Linked DNA regions of Homo sapiens: all the other regions are linked to region 1. A link is a loop called in an ENCODE intact Hi-C map of the cell type or tissue named here. Cell type or tissue: ascending aorta. All regions are shown on one strand. Each heading gives the region's core, and the rest is flanking DNA. Links, peaks and the distances in the headings are about the cores only.

What was found. Hi-C counts contacts between places; a loop is a spot of excess contacts. Peaks named below come from ENCODE experiments on the same cell type or tissue, not always from the same donor. Only the 100,000 strongest peaks of a DNase experiment are listed, where the experiment ranks them.
Region 2: it touches region 1 in a loop (2.6-fold over the local background); 5 of 110 quality-filtered maps call a loop at or near these places.
Region 3: it touches region 1 in a loop (2.4-fold over the local background); 3 of 110 quality-filtered maps call a loop at or near these places.

What each region holds. Positions count from the first base shown.
Region 1 is chr7:19,103,605-19,111,660 of GRCh38, reverse strand. It overlaps LOC124901597 (a long non-coding RNA gene), which reads right to left and starts at 4,733. Exons shown (of 3, transcript XR_007060241.1): 1 at 4,661-4,733; 2 at 1-109. In ascending aorta, for the core only: no CTCF peak of the experiment used is centred there; DNase peaks (open chromatin) are centred at 3,210, 4,120, 4,760 and 5,099; H3K4me3 peaks cover 3,272 bases; H3K27ac peaks cover 3,148 bases.
Region 2 is chr7:18,973,438-18,981,493 of GRCh38, reverse strand. It overlaps HDAC9 (histone deacetylase 9), which reads right to left. Exons shown (of 26, transcript NM_178425.4): 25 at 5,541-5,688. Among named protein-coding and RNA genes, the nearest start is that of HDAC9-AS1, 75 kb to the right of the region's middle. In ascending aorta, for the core only: no CTCF peak of the experiment used is centred there; no DNase peak of the experiment used is centred there; H3K27ac peaks cover 4,066 bases.
Region 3 is chr7:18,789,099-18,797,154 of GRCh38, reverse strand. HDAC9 (histone deacetylase 9) reads right to left here. Exons shown (of 26, transcript NM_178425.4): 17 at 3,703-3,810. Among named protein-coding and RNA genes, the nearest start is that of HDAC9-AS1, 110 kb to the left of the region's middle. In ascending aorta, for the core only: no CTCF peak of the experiment used is centred there; a DNase peak (open chromatin) is centred at 3,744; H3K4me3 peaks cover 2,155 bases; H3K27ac peaks cover 2,017 bases.

The DNA.
Region 1 (8,056 bases), core at 1,672-6,671:
TGGACTCTTTTCTTTTCCTTCTATTTTTTTTTTCTCTCACCCGCTCTCAAGTTTGTGGATGTGTCCTCCTCCTTCGTGCGATTTAGGCTGAAGTCAGAGGAACAAAATTCTAGATTAGGAAAAGAAAAAACAACTCTAAAAGCATTCATTCCAGAAGGCAGCCTTCTTGGGGGAGGGGAGATTTCCAGCAAGTGAAATTAAGTTTCTGTAAAACATGAAGTTTGCGTATCTACCAGAGAGGGAAATCTCACGAAATGACTACCACCAAAATCAGCTGCTCTTTTATTTCACTTTATTGAGGAATATATAGATGTATAAGGGACTATCGAACCTAAGTGTGAGTTTGTATGGAGTAGTCGGCAGTTTTCCTTTTGGTTTGGTTTTGGTCTGAAGACAGAATCGAAATATGACTTTTTTTCTGGGGTTCAAAATGCTACCCTCATTTACCTGCACAGTCAGGCCTGAAGTGGGAGACTAAGGATCGGGAGTCTCTCAAAGAACCTGGCCACGGCAAAGGTTGGCACTGGGAGGGGGTGATATTGTGGGAAGCTGGAACTGGGGCCAGCGACATGGGGGTGGGAGGTGGGAGGACTGGAACAAAGTGCACCCCCACAGAGGCCACCACTGAGGCAGGCGGGAGAGAGAAAGGGATGCCTTGGGGGGTGATGTGAGTGTGACAAGTGAAAAGTTAAGCAGGTACCTGAAGGAAGTTTATCTTGCCCAGATGTTAGGGCTTTTATGAAATGTCACGTGAAAGGAACAGACGTACAACTTGCAAATGGGGACACGCCTGTAAATACAAGGAAGGCAAATGCTTGGAGAGAAATCCAGGCATAAATCATCAACCTCCTTTTCTAGATATCTATTTTCTTCTTTAAACATTTGCTTTCAGAAAGGGAAGACACATCTCAAGTTGTTAAGTGCATCTTCCAGAAGTCACAATTCCATCTCCTGCCCAAAATGCGCATCCCCTAGGTTCCTTTGGAGAGTTAGGGTGAGAGATGAATTTCACCATCCCCCTCCTGTTTTCCTTCTTCACATTCCCCACTTCCCACATTGCTCTCTGGACTTCTCAAAGACGTTTGATCCTGAAAAACATATCGGATCTCGGTTTGGAAAAGCTGAAACTAATCAATTGCCTTTTTGAAGGGGTAGAGAGTGATAAGAAGAGCGAAGGAATGCCAGGCCTGACAGATTCTAAACCTCCAAGATGCTTGGATGGGCTGAAAGATGAGCGGGTGATCCCTTACTCATGGGGCCAGGACCCAGCACTCTGAAATCCCCGAGCCCATGCGGAAGGGCTTTTACCAAGATACATGATCAGTTTGATTGAAAAGGATTTTTAAAAATGACTTGTAAACAGAGGAAGCATTTTTTTTATGCAAGAAGAAAGCTTGTAAACAAAATTAAAACGAATTAGCAGTTCGCCAGATGTGGAAGAGAGTCCAATTACTTTCTCCATGTTGAATAGGAATGTTCTTAGAGGTTACTGTGAATGCTAACATGTGGCTCAGGCCAGGGTCTTGGCATACAATAAGGTTTTAAATATTTGTTACCCATATATTAAGACGATATATTCAATGAACTGTGCTGTGGCTCTTCTTTTAGATGCAACACTATCCCTAAATCTCTGTTAAATTGACATTATATCTGGCTTATGTTATTATATAGCCACCCATATAGCTCTCTACTTTAAACAAAATTTAAAAGTCAGGGTATTTTCTTCCACAATATTAAATCCAATTTTACTGTGAGGGTTTATCTTATTCCTTTTTGGGCTTCCTACAGGCATAATCAGAAATGAAATATAGTCAGTGATCATATTAGCTTTAAGGATTGACAATTTTTAAAATTTCCAGACCAGATAAACAGGCTCTTTCTCTCTATAGCATTTAATCTCAATACCCATCCAGTCATTCCTAGCCTTGATTTATTGTTACCTTTGGGTGCATATCATATTATTTGGTTGTAGCTCACAGAGGTCCTGGTCACTGAGGAGCATCAGATCCTGCCTCTCTAGGTTTTCCCGTCCTTGTAGAAATACTCGGTCAAACCCCAACACCCAGATTTGGCTGTGCGAAGCTCTCCTTTGGGACTGCTATGCCTCCATTTTCTAAACATAGTACTGGACAAAAACAGCCCACATTTCTCTTCTTTTGTTCCTGAAACTTAACACCAATCAAAGAATTGTTACTATTATTGAAAGCAAACTTGAAGCAGAAACCATCTTCCTACCACAAATTTAGCAATGACAAACAAGTCCTTCAGAGAGGTCTGTGGATGCACCCCTAATGGAGTCAGCACTCCATTCCTGGGGAAGAATCCTGACATCCAGAGCAATATTTACAAAGTGTTCTTATAAATCTCGTTTGCACATTATGATGGAGGAAATTTCTATTAGCTTCTTGCTAAGGTTGCCTTTTGCCTCATTCCGCCACTGACTTCTCTCCCTACCCTTCATCAACGCACACCTTTTGAAACTTCTAACTTTGTAACCTAGAGACTCCCTTCTTCCTCTTCCTTCTCTCCCCGCCGTACTACGTGAAACTTAAAACACATCTCATAGATCAGTTTTCCTTCTCTGATGTTAGGCACAGTCCACGACCCGGATTTTCAAATAGCCCAGGCTGGAGTCTGCAACATTTAATCCAATCAGCTATTAAATGTCCTCTGGCTAAATCAAGAGTATAAGAAAGAATCCATAGCGGGATAATGATACCAAGAGCAGTTTGGTGGAGGGAAAGGAGGCTAGGAGGGGGCAGATAACTCCAGGGATCCTTTGATTGGAAAAATCCTGTTTTTAGAACTCCTGTCAGAGTAACAACAAAGCAAAGAAACATGAAAGAACAACTCTTTGTTCCAGGATATGGTTTTAATGAAATACTACTAACACACACACACACACACACACACACACACACACACACACACCCCTACTATTAATAACCGCTTCAGAGACTCCGCTTTCCTTTACCTATTAGGGACTAGGAGGCTCTGTAACGTGATCCTCTCCCCTCTCCCCCTTTCCAGCTGCCTCCTTCCCTCCCCAATTAAGCCAAAGTGGTTGTTCTGATGAGCCCCGGCCCGCACAGAACCGCAGGCTGAGGCTTCCCCCGGTGTACTGGCTCCCTACCCCAGCACGAGCCTTTTCTGGGCAGAGCCAGGCCCATGGGACTTGGCTGTGAGGACCTCATCTTCTAGTTTCCGAAGGCAGGCAACCCCCACCTTAAGAGCAAGCTCTTCTGGTCTCCGGCTAGGGGCCTTCTTAAGACCCTAACAAATGTGGCATCAGGAGGATGGCGTGCCCAAAGTATGCCTGCCTTGGCTTCCTACTGACCCTGCTCTGCGCTTTTTTGTTGACTTAACCACCCAGAGGGATTGCAACTAAGACAGCAAACGGGGTTGGGGGTAGGGAAGGAGAACGAAGAAGCAGGGGGTGGGGACCGCCAGAGAAAAAGCAACAGCATTTGGGAAGGGGGGGAGCAACCTTTTAGGCAGCGGGGACCAGGCATTTTAGCAGCCGCATCTGTCATCTGTAGCAGTGGACAGATAAAACCGTCCCTGATCAAAGAGATTCGTTCATAAATCACCCGTAAGAAATGGATTGTGAGGAATAAAAGACACGTGTCGAATAATCTCGACCCTGGAGTCTGCTCGCCGCCAGCGCGGTTCCCAGCGCCCCCTCTTTCCATAAACGCGCTGCGAGCGAGCTCGTGTCCCAGCTGGGAATGTCTGTGGGGGAAGGACTCTTCTTTCCGATCCTCTCTGCCCCCCATTCCTGCCATTCCCCGGCCTCGGTTTCAGAAGCCGACTGGGCCAATCCCTGTTCGGGATTTCAGGAGATTTCAATACAATCGGTTGATTCTGAGTTGACCAAGGAAAGAGCAGGAGGGAAGTTGGCGTGTTTTCTGAGGCGACAAAGTTGCTCTCTTGGGATCGAGGATATCTGCCCTCCAGGTCCCCTCTTAATGTTCTCGTCGCCCTAACGATCTTTCCTCCGAGAGGACTCGGACATTTACAAAGAGTTGCTGTGCAAACGTAACGCAGGCGGGAGAGTTCAGCGAGAGCTAAAATTGGCTGGGCGGGAGTTTTCTGTTCCGGGTTTTGCAAGTTTCGAAGGAACAGCGGTTTGCAATCAGGTTTCCGTCCTGGAGTAATATCTAAGGAGCGACTGTTGTTCTCTACACGAGGACCTAGTGGATTCTCTTTCCCCGCCTTCCACCTCCTAAGCCCCAGACTCTCGCACCTGCTTCTCCTGGTCGAAAAAAAAACAGGCAAAGGCGAAGGTCCCGTCCCGTGTGCTAAAAGCCCCGGCCAGCTGTTCCGAGGACTCCAGAAAAGCGTATTGGGTTTAGAAGCGCTGTAGCCTGTCTCCAAGAAGGTAGTTGACAATGCTAAGAAAAATTTTGAGATTTGTATAGGAAATTTACAGCGAAAAGTGCCCCTTACCCCTTACTTTACTCTCAGTTTTGGCATCCTCCAGATAAGTAGGATTTTGCATATAATAGGTGTTTATGGTTCCAGGAACTGCACTTTGATCTAGGATTTTGGGGGTGGAGTGTCTAAAGGGTCTCTAGACGCTTGTCTGATTTGAATGCTTTTCAGGATGATTTATGGCAAAAGGCTCATTTCTGACACTTCCAGATGTCAAAGCTCTTACCTTCCAAGAAGGGATGAGGGAAACTTGCTTCCCATAGCCATGAGGATGGGAGCCCGCGCGCCTAATACGCCTGCCTGCCGGTCTTCCTAAACTGACCCTGCCTACGGGCGTCCATCTGGAGCCGCTGATAACCTTTCCCCGCCTTCCAGCTCAGGAGAGGGGAGGGACTTGCTTTTTATGACGGCAAAGCTACAGAGGGAAACTAAGTCACTCGCCTGCAAAACGAGGTTTTTTCTGTAACTTTATTTTGTGCAGTTAACCACCTGCTCCCTGCCCCGTTGGTGGTTTGGCTTTAATGCGATTTGACCCCCAGATGTGAAGCTGGGCAGAATAAACCCTCCGTTGGGTCCCTGGTGGTGTCAGCCTCCGGCCTCAACCTCTAGCCGCCGAGGAACGGATCGCAATCCTGGTTCCCGCGGGGCGGAGACCCGCGCAGCGTTCAGAAGCTGCCGGGGACTCAGGGGGAGGGGGCGATGTCTTTCCGAAAGCTCCCTGCAGGCTCAGGACCGCGAGGTGAGGCCAGGAAAAATAACCCTCGCGACTCAATTACTGCGAGCTCCACCGTGAAGCTGAAAAGCTGAAATGTGCGCCGCGGCAGGGGGGCAGGTCAGACAGGGCGGACGCTCGGGCGATTTTAGGGGACCCATAGGGCCAGCTGAGCTGAGAACGCGCTGAAGGCAGTTGTCAACCTGAAGCTAAAGGTGGGGCAGACCCTCAGTAGCTGCCGCGGACGCGTTTCTCAAAGGAAACGGGGTTTTCCAGTTCTTTCTCCTCCTTTGAAATGTAATAGATTGGGAACGGGGAATGGGGGGATTTTGTTTTCTTTTTTCTTTCTCAAAGTGAAGGCAAATTAAGGAAGGAATTGGCTGCGGAGACTTGGAGAGCAGCTGTTAGGAGGGTCTAGTCCAGGGCATTGCTTATACAGGAAGGTGTACCCCGGAGTGATATTCTGGTTATTTGCTTAGAATCCTATAAGACAGGAAATCTGTAATATTTGGGGAACAGTATCTGACTGTTTCAGTCTTTTCTGATGAGGTTACAGACTCCCTTCTCTTTTCAAGTCCTGTAGATGTTAGTAACTTGAAGGTCAGCCGTTTGCCTTCCCAGTTGAAAAATAAGTGCGATTTCCCAGGTGAAATAAATTAATTAATTCGAGACCCTTTAAACAAATTTATTTTCCAATGCACAAGTTTTCCTCATTCTTTATAATGTTACAAAACAAGGAACCAGATCAGAGCTTATTGGTGTGTGTAGAACCGATCCTGATTTGATAAGCTTAATCATATGACAAAGGTCTACTAATTATTCCCTCCTCTCTCTCAAAAGACACCCAGAAAGGTTTTTGAAAGTCTCTGCCTTTTTCCTAAAGTTTGATTACTACTTCAAAAGACTCAGGTCACCTCTTGCCTTTTCTGTATGTACATCTTCAAGAGCATAAAAATATTAAATAAAAAAAACTTTCCCAACTTCAAACCTATCAAATGTTTAACAGCTGAAGGATATCATCTTTAGGAGGCAGGCCAAAATGTCAATAAAAAATTTAATTGTTTCTGAAACATATGTGAGCACTTACAAGACCCAAAATGTGATACTAAGTATTGATATTAAGAGGAAACCTTACAATATACTTTCATATTTGCTGGTCAAGACCTTATACCCCCAAAATGTTCCAGAAACCACAGAAATTTTTATTCTTCCTGACAGGGTTTCTAAAACTAGCTTGAGCAACAGGTTGGTGGCCAAAGGGGTCACCTGTATTTTGTGTAAGGAGAAATTAGTGTTGAACTTCTATATCTTTGTCACTTGTTTTCTGTATAAAACTGTGATATCTGTAGTAGCAAATAATATTTCATTGTGGAATGGGGAGATGGTATACATTGGTGTGGCCATTTTTGTTAACAGCAAACACCGACTGCCTTCCAAAATGTTTCTTCCAAGTATTCTTCCTGACCTATTGGGAAGTGACACTGGTAGTGTTATTTCCATAGTTGGCTGTGACAAACAAGAATGATATGTGACCTAAAATGAACTCCAAAATATAGGTAGAGTCTTCTGGTAGCCACTTCTTCTATTCATAAGCTACAGTTTCGTTTTTACATGTAGCTTCCAGAAGACGTTTGATTTTATAAATATGCCACTCAAACTTCAACTGTTGAATTTCAGGTTAGTTGGCCGGTCAGGTCAGGTACTGCTTTGGGACCGTTCTTCTGATAAACTCTGACAACCGGTTTGACTTTATTGTCGTTATTTCCGATTTTCACTGAGGTTGTCTTCACAAGGCTTTCAGAAGTTGCTTTGGCTGCCTCTTTCTCCCTCCTAAGACAAGTGGTTTCCAATGCCAACTTTCACCTGATGGTGATTTCCATACCTTCTTTGTTTGGTTATTAATAGGCCTCCAACATTGGAATAAAATTTCTATTTCTCCTAGTGTTTAGATTCATTTAATTTAACTATTTAATTTACATGAAGGACTCGAAGCCCAATATGTTTGAGACATTTGCCCAAGAATAATTTGGCCTAGTCTAGCATTCTTTTCTCTACTTGGAACCATGATTTTTGTACTTTAAGTACGATAGTAAAATCTAAAATTGGCCTGGGTACCAGAACTACTCATTTTCTTCAGCTGAACAAGGATTCCCCAAGGCTCAGTATCATTTTCTTTTACTGCAAAGTTTTAGATAAACAAAGCAGATAACAAGAACACGACTGTCTCTTAAATAATGAGACTGGACACTACTCTATGTATAGACTTAACACCTGGTAAGTTGTAAAGGCCAAGTTATAGGAATAAGAATTACTATTTGGCTATTATATCATTTTGCTTCCTGACTGAAAATAAGTGTCTTTATTTAAATTAAAAATTCTAATAGTAGTATTTTGAATACATGTAACTTTCTAAATACTTCTGATTTCATTTTGATTTTTACCATTTCTGATACAAAGCCTTGCTTGTGGAAAAATGCCCTGAGACCGTTATTTTTGCCTTTTATAAGGATAATTACCACTAACAATACTCATATGAATTCAAGACTGATGGAAAAGGAAAGATAATTTTTTTTTTTTTTTTTTTTTTTTTTTTTTTTTTGAGACGGAGTCTCGCTCTGTCGTCCAGGCTGGAGTGCAGTGGCGCGATCTCGGCTCACTGCAAGCTCTGCCTCCCGGGTTCACGCCATTCTCCTGCCTCAGCGTCCCTAATAGCTGGGACTACAGGCGCCCGCCACCACACCTGGCTAATTTTTTGTATTTTTAGTAGAGATGGGGTTTCACCGTGTTAGCCAGGATGGTCTTGATCTCCTGACCTCGTGATCTGCCCACCTCGGCCTCCCAAAGTGCTGGGATTACAGGCGTGAGCCACCGTGCCCGGCCGGAAAGATAATTTAACTAGCCTGTGCAGAA
Region 2 (8,056 bases), core at 1,376-6,375, 130 kb after region 1:
TTGCTTTTAGCTCAGTGAGACCTGGGTTAGTTAGATTTCTGACTGACAAACTTTGTGTGTTTTAAGCCATTAAATTTGCAGTATTCTACTGCTGCTGTAAAAAGGTATGTGAACGTTTTGAGGAGTACAAGGCAGCTTTGTGATCCTGGCCCCTAACACTTTATCTGGCTCCTAGAAATAATCAGAAAGTGTTGAAAGAGTGAATGAACTTGATATTTTCACATGTTCTTCTTCCTCATTCTGCTGGTTGGAGGATAGTCCTGATTGATTTAACCTATGAACAGCTAAAGGTATAGATGCCCAAGTATAGGCTCTATATTCTTATATTATAGATTACTGAATGATGGCCAATATATTAAAAGAAGAAACAGGCCGGGCACGGTGGCTCACACCTGTAATTCCAGCACTTTGGGAGGCAGAAGTGGGCTGATCATGAGGTCAGGAGATTGAGACCATCTGACTAACACGGTAAAACCCCATCTCTACTAAAAATACAAAAAAAATTAGCTGGCCATGGTGGCACGTGCCTGTAGTCCCAGATACTCGAGAGGCTGAGGCAAGAGAATTGCTTGAACCCGGGAGGTGGAGGTTGCAGTGAGCTGAGATCACACCACTGCATTCTAGCCTGGGTGACAGAGTGAGACTCCATCTCAAAAAAAAAAGAAGAAGAAGGAGACGGAGGAGAAGGAAGAAGGAAGAAGGAAGAAGAAGAAGAGGAAGAAGAAGAAGAAGAAGGAAGAAGAAGAAGGAAGAAGAAGAAGAAGAAGGAAGAAGAAGAGGAAGAAGGAAGAAGAAGGAAGAAGAACAAGAAGAACAAGAACAAGAAGAACAAGAAAAAGTGTAACAAATCGAGGAAGAAGAAAAGTGATAGAAAAATAATAAAAATAATAAACCTTTATCAAGTTTTATCAAGTATTTACTACATGCCAGGTATTGTTTTAAGTTCTTGTGATGTGTTGTTTCATTTGATTCTCACAACTCTATGAAATTTTTCTCTCATTTTAAAGATGAGGAAAATTAAACTCAGAGAGATTAAGTAACTTGCCCTTGAGCAAACAACTGTGAAGTGTGGAGACTCTAGAGGCAAGCTCTACTCTTCCTCTGTAGTGGTAAGAGGATAGGATTGAAGGAGTGAAGAAAAAGATGAGATGGGAAGCTAAATTATGCATCTTATTTTATATACGTTTCTATTCAATTTTGTTTCTTTTTTCAAAGTAAACACTGTTTTGTAAATAATACAGAACTGAACCCCAAAATACATAACTGGGCATTGGAGGATTAGAACATCCCTAATGTTCTAAGTCAGACTTCACATGCACCTCAAGACCACATGTTAGACACGTTGGGAAAATAGAGATAAAATGATGGCCCTGGGAAGAGGAGGAAAGATAAATGAAGAGGGGGCAGATTTTTCTTTTTACCAGGAGCTTCCAAATCTCACCTCAATTTTCAGCTAAGGCTTTGTTGACACTGGATGAAAATTAAAAACAAAATTTATATTGAAAAATTTGCCTGCTAATATAGTTTGGATAAATGTTCCTGCCCAAATCTCATTTTGAAATATAATCCCCAGTGTGGGAGGTGGGGCCTCATGAGAGGTGTTTGGATCATGGAGGCAGATCCCTCATGAATGGCTTGCACCATCTCCATGGTGATAAGTAAGCTCTTGCTCTGAGCTCACATGGGATCTGGCTGTTTAAAAGTGTGTGGCACCTTCCCCTCCACTCTCTCTCTTGTTTGCTTCTGCTTTTGCCATGTGATGTACCCGCTCCCCAATCACCTTCCTCCATGATTTTAAGCTTCCTGAGGCCTCTGGAGAAGCCAAGCAGATGCCAGGAACTTGCTTCCTGAAAGTCCTGTGGAACTGTGAGCTAATTAAATCTCTTTTCTTTATAAATTACCCATTCGCAGCTATTTATATAATAGCAATGCAAGAACAGCCTAACGCACATACTTAGTTATCTAAGTTGTCTAAATAAGTTCTTAGTTACCTAAACAAGTACTTAACATAATGGTATCATAGAATAAAATAAGAGGGGTGAATAATTTGTGCAACATTTAGCTTCTAGAAGCCTTTGGAGACACAATCCCATTGGGATGGGCTATTTGAGGAAAATCATGTTTCTAAGTACATTAGATATGAATGTATATTTAATAATGGTCTATATTTCTATATAAATCTTAAGATTCAGGAAAATGGGGTTTTTGATGTCATTGGAACTATTGATAAGCCATTCAAAGCTCAGGTAGATGATACTTGGATTTAGCTGATTATTACACTGTTATATTCACAAACTAGATAGTTACCCAAAAAACAAAGTGGTCAGACTTTGAATAATATGTTTTCTCATGTTTCTGTATTATCTAATGACATGAAACCATCACGTTCATGAGAAAGGTTGCCAAAAGTTGAAAGTTAAATGATTAAAGAGACAACTATTCTGGATTTTGTTAAAAAAAAATGTAACACGATTTACAGGTCAAAATGACAACTGCAAATCTAACTTTCAAGTTTGTTTGGTTTTTGTGTTAGTTAAAAAAAAAACACACACACACAAAGTCACCAAGTTAGGCATTCTAGAGTGCAAATGTGCTCCTAAAAACCTAACAGTTGATCATCTTGAAGTCTTGATTGCCTTTCCAAATCTTTTCTTGATCTTCAGCAGAGCCTGAACTGATATCCAAGAGTAAACCTGAGTACTGTACTGACCTTTCCAAAGTAGAAGCATTTTGAAACAGATAGTCAACAAATGCAAACTACAATTGTTTAAAGGTACACATTCCTAGCAAACAATAAGAAAACTTCTTGCTTCTAAGTAGTATGCTATATGTGACCAGACGTATATATTTAATTTTCTTTGACTATATAACTTGGATCCCTTCAAGATTTTTTGTGTTGTTTTGTTTTGTTGACCCATCAATCATTTTTTTGATCAAGTCTTTTGCCCCCAGAAAAGTATGTGTTATGTTTGAAAATTAACTATCCCCAAAAGGAATTCCCACATATCAGCCTTTTCCTAGTAATTTATTCTTCAAGGCCCATCAATGTAGTTATAAAAACGAAATGACTATCTGCACTGTGTTGTCATCCCCTCCCCCATCCAAGAAAAACGAACAAAAAATACTTACAATGGTTCTTAGCCAGGAGCATTTTATCCCTTATTCACTAGTGGTAAATGAGTCAGATATGAGTTGGCCAGGAAAAGAGCTGCTTTACCCAAAATCTTAGTATGAAATGAGTCATCTCACTCCAAACACCAATATGTTCTCCAAAATAACTGGCAAGAATTTCCTATAAAAGGAATCTTGCCTTCACTCTTTTCCATCCATTTAGCTCTCTGATTTTTCTAATTTTTCAATTTCCTGTGTGCTTATAATATTGCATTCATAAGAAAAGCCCAGAAACGTTTCCGCCACTTTATCTCATTTTGAAAGCCATCTTTCCTGTTTGAGTAGGGGGACAATACTGATAGTATTCCCCTGAAAAGAGTAAATGCTCTGTGGCTTTTCAGAGCATTCTCTCTCTCTCTTTCTGTGTGTGTGTGTGTGTGTGTGTGTGTGTGTGTGTGTGTGTCTGTCTGTCTGTCTCTGAGGAAATTCATGCATGGTTCAATTGAAATGCAAGAGCCAGTTCTAGAAGAATTCTTCTTTTCCTCTGCTGAAAAAGGGAGTTCAGTTCAAAGCCATCAGAAATATTTCAAGCAAAACTATTTTTCTTCCCACAAGAAAAATCAATCACAATAGATATAATCTGTCTAAAAGTGATAAATGAACATGAAACCAGGCTACACTCTTTGACTCTGCTTTCCTGCACATCAGAACATTCACATTCTCTCTCTGCCATCAGATGAAGCTTAAAATAAAAATCACTGTGGACTGAAGCCAAGGTTAAATCTCTATAGACTACCATGAGTCAAGCACACTATTTACCTGAGGATAAACAACTTTGCCTACAGGGCCAATTCCTGCCAAACTGCTGAGATTTTTATATTACTTGAGGCTCATAACATCACTTATTATTGTTAATTATTCTAAGCTCTGCAATTTAACAGGCAAAAATATTTACAATTCATTTCACTCAGGTTGGAATTTAGCTTCGTTTTTCTATATTAAATTCTAAAGAATAGCTATGCTCCTTTTATATCCAACACTAACAGATGTTAGTTTCCTCAGTTTTATGGCTCTCAGATGACAGACAACTAACTGTTTTTGGCCTTCGGAATAATTGCAACACCTTTGGATTATGAACTTGGTTCAGTTCTTAGCTGGGAACGGCAGGGGGTTAGTTCTTATTATCAAAGATGTAAAGTAAGTTTTCCCTTATGCTCTAGATATTCATATAAAGTTATCTTTCAATAGAGTAATATACAACTTTTCCCCCTTATTGCTAATCTGCTGTTTAAGTGGTTATGGTAAGAGAAAATAATTGCATAAAAATAAAATCTCTTATTCATTTTATCTCCTGTTCTTGGCCAAAACAAGATGTTAAATCCATTAAACTCTGAGTATCCAGTAAAAGCAAGAAAGTAGAACTGTTCGTATTTGTGCATTCTTGGGAAAATTGCCAACCTGTGCACTAGTAGCAGGATCTGCGTAATTAATGGTGATGTTATTGACGGAGGGAGTCTGATTTCCTTCTCAGGAGCAATTTAAGAGTGCAAGCTGGCAGAGCTTTAGTAAAGCCTCACCTGATTTATTTTTAAATTGAGGAAATGTGACCTTGAAGTCAGCCATAGAAATCACCAATATTTATGTACATTTATGGTGGCTTTGGTAGACTTCAAAGAAATTCTGAATGTACCATTTTCTGTAGAACTGAATGATGAACACCAAATGCACAAACTGACAAACATTCCTTAAAAAGAGAACAAGTGAATCAAATCTTAGTTTCACTGTATTTTTTCTCCAGAAATCTATATTCATAAGAAGATACATTAAAACCAATTCTGTCCTATCCCAAAATGAAATAAAATCAGCCCCAAGTTCACACAGTCCTTTACACACAGTCTCTTGTCTCCTTTGCAGGCAACTTCCCCCTTTATCCAGTTGTTGGACCTCAAGGACAGCCACGTAAGGAGTGTGTATGTATTTTGGCTATCCAACGGTCTAGCATTATTTCCATCTTCTACTCTCCTCTTTCTCTTTGTTATATCAGCAATTTCAAAATGATTAGAGAAAGAAAAAGAACATCTGGAAAAACAGAGATAACTAGGAAAAGGAGTTAAGCCCACAAGCAGCTCTTTCCATAACGATCTGCACTCAATTATCTGATAAGGCGTGATTTTTCTCACCATTTATCTCATCCCCTCTATTTCTCTGTGAACTGCAACCACATGCTCCAGCTCTGCATTTCACATGAAGAATGAAGCAATGAATTCTCGATAGCCTAAAGCATGTGCTGTGGCATCTGTGGCTTTGGAGAGGACAGGTGGTGGAAGTGGAGGAGACAGGTGAAGGAAAGCCAGGAGGAAGATTCACAAATATCAACGATGAGCCTGGATATGACTGACCCGGATTATTCCCGCACGTTGGATTCATACCTGCTGTCTTCCTGAGCAAAGGGCTGTTCCACATCCACTGTTAGGGAGGCCAGGGCAGAAACGGTCTCTGTCTCCTCTTGCAACTGAGCACCAGCCAGAGCACAGCCCCTTGGCACAGCCACCATCCTTACTGACTTCCAATACTTGCCTAGGAAAAACATCCATCATACTTCATAAGAATTGTAATTACAGCAGTAATAATCAGAATACTCACATACGTCCAACTCAGAGCAGTTGTTAAGTTAAAATTCCCCATGTTATACACAGTTGTAATTTGGTTTCTTAACTGTTATGATTGGGTCTTTTTCTCAATATAAGAATGCCAAGTTGTGAAGTGCCCATATTCCCAAGCTGAGTCTCCCTCTTGCTTACACAGCAATAAAGTGAGGAATAATCCATGGCCTACTGAACTCACCCTCAGACTGACAGCTGTCTCTGCAACTAAGTAAGCAAACTCCGGGCTTCACGCTCCCTGGGAAACCCACAAGAGACCAGGAGGCAGCACTCTTACAGAGAACATGAATGGAATCGTACTGTTAAACATTGCTACTTGAATCATTAACTTTAAGAAAATGAAGTTGGAATATTAAAGAAAAAGAAAAGCCCAGAAATGCCAGCATGAATTGAATGGCAACTTTGCCAGAACAATCAGGTTTGTTAGTCCTGGATGTTCTTTCTTTCTCAACCTCAGGGTGTGTACTAGAACAATAATTGACTTAAAACTTTAATATATATACTGGCTGATGTTGGAGCCCATCCATATGTCATACTGATGTTTCTTTTTTTGAGGCAGGAAAGGAGAAAGAGAGGAAAATAGAAGGTCATTTCATGAGAACATGCCAATGGGATAAATATGAAAGAGCATAGTTAATGGCTTTCTTGCAGCCCTTAGGCTATTTTTTTGTGAAATGATGAGTAGCCCCAAATCAAAGCAGGAGAATCTCCCTAGGTGCTGACATGACTCACCAGGTTAGTACTATCTCTGCAGCCTGACTAGTTGGCAAGAACTTTGGTATGCAGTGTTTGCTTACTTCTTGGAAGAAAAAGCCTTGTTTGAGTGGAAAAGGCAAATGGATGAACGCTGGATTGGGCAGTAAGATAACAGGGTTCTGGACCCAGCACTGCCATCCCAATGACATTAGTGAGGCTTTTCAGGACTTTATTTCTGTCTCTGAAATAGGGAGATGCCTCAAGTCTCTTGCAGCTCTAACATTTTATGAGTGGCCTTTATTTCTTACTGTTTCATAGAGGAACAGATGTCACATTAGGAGAGGATACTAAGTCTCCCCATCTGTTCCCCATGCCAACAAGACCATCTGACATAGGTGTCCATTACTATTTAACTTGCTGTGATCCCTTATTCTGACCAAAGTCTGAGAATCATAAAGTTTTTAATTTGAACCAAACAATAACAATTCTGTCAATGAATCCAAAAACTAACATTTTGTAGAAGCTAAGGCTTTTCCACATGTCGAGGACACAAAGATGCTTCCCTAACACCAAGAAATGCATGGTCCAGTTGAGACAGCCCTGTTAGTTAAGAATTACAATTCTGTGTGTAAAATGCCCACAGTGACCTTGAACGGGAATAAGTAGAACACGTATTTAAGATGATGGAAAAGTATGGGAAGACTTGCCAGGAAAAATAACACTTGACTGAGTATTTGAAAGATCATTAGAAATTAGAGTGCAAATGTGCTCCTAAAAACCTAATAGTTGATCATCCTGATGTCTTGATTGCCTTTCCAAATCTTTTCTTGATCTTCAGCAGAGTGAGGTCATGGGATATCCCTGGAAGGGGAAACAGCACATACAAATATACAGAGACTGGAGTCTCTGTGTTTTACTGGGTGACCGTCAACTGCTGGGAATGACTAGAACATAGGAAGAGTCTGGAGTGGGATGGATGAGACTGCTATGGTAGGCAAGGGCTAATTAATACACACTCTTGAATGACACTCTGATGATCCTGGACTTCAACCTGAGGATGATCAGGGGGCATTTTAGGCAGACAAGGTATAGAATCAGGCTTATGTTTTTAAAAGATCCCTTTGGAGAGATTATGGGTGATGGATTGGAAGGTGATAACAGTGGGGGCAGGAAGACCAATTTCACATCTTGGCAAAAGTCCAAGTGGGAAACCATGATGTCTAATCCAAAACGAAGTAACAGAATCGAAACGAGAAGACACTAAGAGAGATTTGGGAGGTTGAAAATGTATCTTTGGCCTACCCTACATCTCTCAACTTTGAAAGTTATTTCTGAATTGACAGTTCCATTCCCAGGGCCTAGTTTCGCTAGATCACAATGCCAAATACTATCCAGCTCTAATATTTCATGATTGGCCTTTCTTTATCTTACTGTTTCACGAAGGAACAGATGTCACATTAGGGGAGGAAATTCAGTCTCACCACCCACTTTCCATGTCAACAAGACCTGTTGACATGGGTGTCCGCTACTATTAAACTTACTTTCAAGTTAATGTTATTGTAGTATTACCCAAGTTGAAAATTCCA
Region 3 (8,056 bases), core at 1,493-6,492, 310 kb after region 1:
TTGAGCCAGTATCCTGTACTTACTTCAAGGGTACATTGTGAGAATAATAGTAAATTACATATAAACTGGCTGCCTATAGAAGGCACTCAATGAGTAGCAGTTATTATTAGCAACATGACATCATAATACACACTCAAACTCATATTCATTCAGTATATGCTCAAATTCATCCATCACTCAGATAACCAGGTGTTTAGGATTTTTTTTGTTTTTGTTTGTTTTGATAAATATGTCCAGAAGCTAAAAGCAACTTTGACTATTTTATGAAGACATGGTAGCATTGTCAAAAGAACACCAAAGTGAATCTTTATATTAAACTTCAATAAGTATCAATCCTTTTTTATTTATGATTACAAAATGTTCACCTTTTAGAGCTATTTCTATGTCTTTGACATACTTTCTAAAATGTCCTATAAAACAATAAAACCATTTTGAGATAATTATTCTTCCAATTATGATTTCCAATACACCAAACATGCCAACAATTTCAGAATATTTTTGTTCCTTTGTAAGAGAATCTGAGAAATAGCCAATTTGAATACCTGTAAATTTGAGGAATTCCTTCTTATGTATTTTTAAAAATGTATTGTTTAAAAACTTGGAAAGTCTGAAAGTCCCCATGATTTTCACTGAGCTCCACTGAGCAGGTCTATGCTGTGCCAAAAAATATACCAATTTGCTGATATAGTTTGCTGCACATGTTCTATTTAAGCATTAACAGGAAACCCACCCCCTGTGCCTGGTTCATTCTTCTAATTCCTTCAGCTCATCAATATCCCCTGGGGGAAGAAAGGAAAGGACCTATCAAAAGTTAGGAGGTTAGCCATGGTCAAGTTCAGCATCAAACAAAATTTCCAAGTCATACAATTTTTTCTGGCATTTTCTTTTTTTGTGCACATTTCTTATCTTTTAGGTCCTCATCCTCTGTGATCTCAGAGACCTCCTCTAGCTAGCTCTCATCTCTTATTTCCACACTATATCCAGGCACATCATATTTCAAATAAAGCTCTTAATTTTACTCTATTTTCCAAGAAAAATTAGTGCAATCTCATACGATGTGGTATCGTAACATGCCAATTTTATTTAATTAAATGTTGATTTACTGGGAGAATGGGATAGAATATGTGAGAACTGAATGTAGATGCAGAAAAATGAATAACAAAATGCTCAAGTCTTTTCTTTTCACATTTCTTATTACTTACCAGTGTCCTTGAATAAGCTTCCCTATTTTCTTCCAAGTTCTGAATGAATCGAATCCACAAACCATGAGTAATAATGCTCCTGGCCTGCAGGTATATCAGCCCCATCATATTTGAGTCTGGGACACGTAGGCACTGGGTAGTTTTTGTGGTTGTTGAATAGCGGTCCACAAACATGGCTGTCTACCTCAGTTACACATGTTCTTTACTATGGCTCCAAATCATTTGTGAGTTCTACTTTTCCCCCATGGCATCTCTGTAGCCTTACCCAAATTATTAGCAACCCAGGGCTTCAGTCTCTTGACCTGTCAGCATAGTACCAGTGCCTCTGTTATGATTCTGCCTATCTTGGACTTTTACAATGGACTTGGCAATCAGAAAGATAACCCAGCTGCACAATCTGGAATGTTCATCAAAGCAAACTGAAATTTCAGAATATCTACCGCTTGGGATGCCATAGTGTTATAATTGAGATTCATATCCACTTTTCATTTGCAAATAGCTCAAAATGCCAGTGCCATGGATGACCTTCAATATTATCAATTCCACCTAGATGATTGTGCAGAACCAGAAATTGAGCCCCAGAAAAGTTACAGATTTGCCACAAATGACACACTATGCAAGTGGTGGAACCTGGACTAAGATTTCTTGATTCTTAGGCTGGCTTTTCTTTTTTTTTTTTTTTTTTTTTTTTTTTTACTGTTTTCTTTTCTTTTTAAACCATGCCTGCTGATTCCTTAACCAGAGGAAGGGAAGAAATTTGTACCAATCGTTGTTCTCAATATAAATACCTGATGTTACTACAGCTGGTGGTCAGCATGCCCATACTATGTGTTGTTGACACATTGTTTGGAACTGGCTATTTTAAATGGATAACTTCTAAACATGGAATTATGTTTTTATTCAACTATCTTCGTGCATATATTTGGCAATTCTGCACACAGTGAAGCTAATAATGATGCTTCTGATGACTGAAACACGTGGGCATTCTACTTGAGAAGGTTTCTGAATTATTGCTTAAACTTACACAAACTTAAAACAATTAGAAATTGTGAAAGCTAACATAATAATTATCTTTGTTATCAAAGAGCTGTGCCAGCATAATCTTTAAAATTATAATATTGTGGCCTGGCTGATTTCTGCCATTTGGATTCTTTTTAAAATAAGATGTTCAAATTTTATTTTAAAGTGTTAATTTATTGCAGTGGTGCAAGTACAACACAAGCACTCAAATAGGAAGAATTTTTCCTCAAGTTCTACTGGGAGATAGCCAAAACCTCTCCACAGGCTGATTCCTTTCCTCTTTTTATTTGCTCATTTTCAAAGGTAAAGACTGAAGAGTAAGCACCACATTAATGACCCCATATATCCCCTGAGATGAGCAATGTCCTAATACTACTTATGTCAAATATATACAGGCACATCTACTTTTTAAATAGAGCTCACCCTATCAAAATTATATTTCCGTAGGCTCTGACTCTTTAAAGAGTTAAGAGTAAAGACTTCTTGGACAAACGTTGCATTGTGAAGTGCACATTCCTACTCCACATTTTTAATCACAACTGGAAGAGTCCCATGTAATTGAATAAAAATTCACTAGACATAAAGAAAAGTAATCCTAATTACATTTTATCTTGGTTTCACAAAACTCACAGTGCATATGTTATTGGTCATAATATATTTCCCTAAGCCCCGCAATTGCTAAAAATACCGAATCAATCACGACCCAGATTGCGTCATGAAGTGTGTGAACTAGTGCATTAAAAGGCCGTGTTAGCACCAACAAAGTTTATTGGGGTAACTGCATTCAAGACGCACATGGCGTACCTTTAAATAGCACTGTTAAAATACCAAATAAAATGTCAACGTCTGTCAGGTCTCTAGCTTTTATAAATTGTTTAGACTGGGAAACGCTGGGGTTTGGACATTGTTCTTTTCATACGATGTAGAAAAGAAGAGACCATAAAAAGAAAAGAACAATAAAGCATAGCTCATTTTTTAAGTTCTTTCATGGAAAAACACACTCTGGATCATTACCCTTCTAATCAACAATTTCCTTCCTCCTCCCAATCCTTCCCGTCTGGTATTTACCTTTCTCTGCCTCCCTCTCTCTGGGTGGTATTCTGAGCTTATACACACTTCTCAGTAATCATATTTTTAAAATTGCCTCAAAAGAGAATCTCAGGATGGCATGACAGACATGTATATACTAAAGGTATTTTTTACCTGAACCATAGCTTTGCTTATTATCTCTGTGCTCTTACATGCACACCGGTGGGCCCTGACTGCAGAGTGTTCTCAGGCAGAAGAAGGCCCTGAGAGCAGGATGAGCTGCTCCCTGCCTACAGATGAGTTATTATCACACCTTAGTGGCCATCTCTACCCTCTTCCTTCTGCCCTTCCTTTTATTACCACGCCACACTCCCCGCAATTCCCACATAACAACATCTCTGTTTCAGTTTCTTCTCTGGATTTCCCACACTTAATGCAACCCGGACCTCACCTTCAGCTCTCCTGAGGCCACTTTGGAAGCCAGCTCGATGACACAGCCAACAGCCATGCGTGCAGCACCGGACGAGTGTAGCTCATTCCAAATGGTGTCACTGTCCACCTGAGCAAACAGTCAGCAGAGTCCGAAGACAGAAGAAGAAAGCGAAAGAGAAGGAAGAGATGAAAGGGGTAAAAGGGGAAGAGGTCGCAGGGGAAGAGGGACAGAGAGAGAAAGCAAATCTGTGAGGAAGGGCTGGCAGGGTAACAGCCTATGTACAATAACATTAGTCTTCCGTCTTGGCCAGCTGAAAAGGCCTTCTGGACATGGCTTTGCTTATACTTTTTCTCTACACTGACTTCTCCAATGGAAACACATTCCTGCCATGCCTCACTGCCATTCCCTGTTTAGATTTCTCATTACAAACAGCATTACATAGGCCGGATCTGGCTTAGTTACAGGCCTGCTAGAAACCAGGCCCCAGTAGTAGATAGAGTAAAAACTAAGAGCACTTAGTTATACATAAAAATCGGATTTGCAAGTGCTAGAGGGGGAAAATTCAAATACCTTTCTGACTGCAGGTTTACAGGGAGCCAAACACAATTATTAGGCAGGTAGCAGCAGCAGTCAGGGAGTAGAAAGTAGCAACCACAAGTCAGGTTCTCCAACTAAATGGAAGGAGTGTGTGGTCCTCACACTTAAAACAATAACAGCAAATTGCAAGGAGAAATGTGATGTTCAAAGTATAAGCTTAAGATTTCTAACTTTCAGTATAATTTGTCAGATTGTTTCAGTTCAAACTGGTATTGTTAAAATTGGATAAGCCAGTAAAATAGATGGTTGCTTATCTACTAGAGAACATTATTATCAAAACAAAGCATGTACCAATATTCTGGATTTCCCTTTATAAAATGCTGTTTACCCTTTTTCATGAATGCAATGAAAACACATAATAATGCATACATGAAAAGAGCAACAATGGTGGTTTATAATTATCATATGTTATATTTTTAATATATAAAATACTTCATAACATAAAAAAACAGTACCAGATGGTAGAAGTCTCTAATTTTAGGACACATAAGTTATTTGAAGCACCAGGAAATAGAATACAAAGTTTGTGACTGTAAATAGCAAGACTTCCCAAATGGATCAAAGGGGAGAAATTCTGCATAAAACAAAGCTTTTTTTTTTTTTTTTAAAAAAAAAAGAGAATTAAATGCAAGGGGCCTAATCACATGGAACAAATACAATAAATAATAACAACACACATTCACAGTGAACTAAGTAGTTTTCTAAGAATATTCACATGCCTTTTTCTCATGAGGTTCTTACACACTTAAATACTACCAAGAACAATGAATACAAAAATAATAAATGAGAACAGTAAATAAGTGCATACATAATAAAAGAAAATCAAGATCCTATAAACAGCAGTATAGTAGTGAAGTTTCTGGAATCAAACTGGTGGGGTAAAATCATGGCTTCATCATTAAAACCTGAGTGACATTGGAGAATTAATTAATTAATGGCTCTGTGCCTTGGTTCCTTTATCTGTGAAAATACCAACTTTTTAAAGTACCATCTGCATACGATTTTAGTGAGGATTAAATGACTAAGTGGTAAACAAAAGCTAGCTACTACCATTTCAGCTACTGTTATACCTGTTTTGTAAAGCCTGGCACATAGTAGAGGCCTACGTGTTGATTGAATGAGTACACTGTGGCTTAGAAAGGCTGTTCTGAAGACCACGGGACTCTCACACAGAACTCTGACCCTGTCAGCACATGCCTTTCCATCACCCTCCTGAAGAAACCCGTGCTTTCTAGGAGCCAGCATCCCCTATCATAGTCGATACCATCATGGTCTGCACTGTCAGCTAAAGAGTGAAGGAATCATTGAAATGGACACTGAGACCTAATCATTTGCCCTCTAAATTGAAGGTTTTATTATTTTACTGAACCAATATAAATAAGTAGTTGTTTAAGCTTTGTGTAGCTATATTCTTAAGGAAGATGACTGCACAAGTTGAAAAATAAAAACCATTATTTACCATGTATTATATAGGTTTTAGTCAGTTTTCCCACCACTACAGAGCTACTAGTACCAAAGAAAAGCCTGCATTAATCAGAATTTAAGTTACTGGGGAAGCAAGCAAAAAAATAAAATAAATAAATTCCAAAAGATGTATTCGGTGACTCAAGAACCATGTAAAATTCCTAAGCCCTTTTTACTCAACTTTGGAGTACATCATAAGCTTTGTTTCTTTCTTTATTTCTTAAAGCAGTGGCAAATTTCCTTCCAAAAAATTATAAATACTGAACTTGATTAGAAAAACATTCCAGCAGCAGAGAGTGCTGTATCTTTGACCATACTAAAGGGCATTAGGTAGCCACAAATACGTTTGCGTGATACCCATATGCCTGTCCATACCTTTCTATCTGCCAAAGATGTTTGTGACATTAATTTTGGTGTCTAAACTTCTACTAATAATGGTAGTTTTGTTTTAATTCAGTTAACATTCATTGAGTACCTACTGTGAGTTGCCGGGTGGGGGTTACTTTTATAATAAAGCTATGTTTATTGATCATAAAGAATGTTGAGCACATAGGTATCCAGTGGATGACTGATATTTTGACTCATAACCAATGTTTAGGCTTATCCCTAAAGAAGTTCTCTTTAGGAAACTATGGGATTTATCATCCATTAATTTATTTATATTTAAACAAAAACAATATTTATCTCAATACCACCTCAACCTATGTTTTACCTACATTTAGTTTATAAATGCTTATAAACGGTAATGGTCAAGTTTTGTGGATATAATCTGTTCATAAATAGGTAATTGTACTTAATTCTGAATTTACAAACAAGTTTGTCTTTGTCCATTCAGGTTGCCATAACAAAATACCAAGGGGTAGGTAGCTTAAACAAAAGAAATTTTATTTCTCACAATTCTGGAGGCTTTGAAGTTCAAGATAAAGGTGCCAACCCATTTGGTGACTGGTGAGGACTCTCCCCTTGGCTTGCAGATGGCCACATCTGCTACATCCTCACATGCCCTTTCCTTGTACTAAAGTTCCTCTTCATGTAAGGATATCAGTCCTATTGGATTAGCACACAGTACCTTATGACCTAATTTAATCTTAATTACTTTCAAAAGGTAGTCAAATATAATCAGATTAGCGATTTGAGCTTCAGTACATAAATTTTGAGGGCACACTCTTCAGTTCATAGTAAGATTAAATCCCAAAATCTTGTTCATAAGTCAAATTACAAGCATACTTTCCTAAGGCATGATGATCCAAATGGGGTTCAGGGCCAAATTAGCTGCCAAAAGCTCCCCACATGTATTTTCCATGTTACAGTTTCATAAGAACTTCAATGATAAAACAGGATACATAACTCATGAATTATGCTATAATCTGTGTCACTAGAAGAACATCCATATCCACTTTCCAATATTCTCAATGGTAAAAATATTTTTCCTCCCTCTTTGTCCCTCTCATTGGTTGTCAATCTCTCCAACCAATTTCCCTATATTAGTGATAGCATCAAGAGGGCCACTTCCTTAAGAGAGCTCTGATTTCAACTGCTGAAGAACATCTTGACAGTAGGAAAAAACTATAGGTAAGAGAAAACAGTTGAGTTCATCAACTGATAGTGGTTCCTTGCATAGAATAAGATATTTTGGAGCTGGAGGGGAAGAAAAAAGGGAAAGAAGGATTTGCTTGGAATGCATACAGATATGCAGGATTAAGGGGCTGAAATGGCAATGCAATAATGATGAAAGTAGAGATCAGAAGGGTTTGGAACTATAAGAAGACAGGCACCCTCACATTTGGAAGTTGAAGGACAGTGGCATAAAGTTGGCTCTGGAAATGGAAAAATAATGCAAGATGTAATAGATGAGGCTGGAAAGGAAATAAATGACAGTGGAGCAGGGAGCCACCCTGAGCACAGTGGCCTACTACTAAGGTCTTGCTAAAGTTGAGAAGACATGCAAGGCAAATTCTTAAAAATAGAACTACTATATTCTGAAAAAATATGCTTTGTCATTTTTCTTTCCATGCACATAAATTCTCCTTTGTCTCTCCAACAACTTATTCTTTTTCCCAGTGAGAGAGAGAAAGGGAGAAAGAGAGAGAGAGAGAGACTGTGTGTGTGTGTGTGTGTGTGTGCGTGTATGTGTCTGCGTGTGCATTAAGGAGTAATAGTACATGAGCTGAAAGGGAGATTAGGATGGATATAGAAGAAAGGTAAAGAAAATGATGACCAAAACAGGATTTTGCTTCAATATACATAAAAATACAGATTTTGTGGTGAGAGATGATATTTTCCCAAATTCCTTTACATATCAAGAACTGAA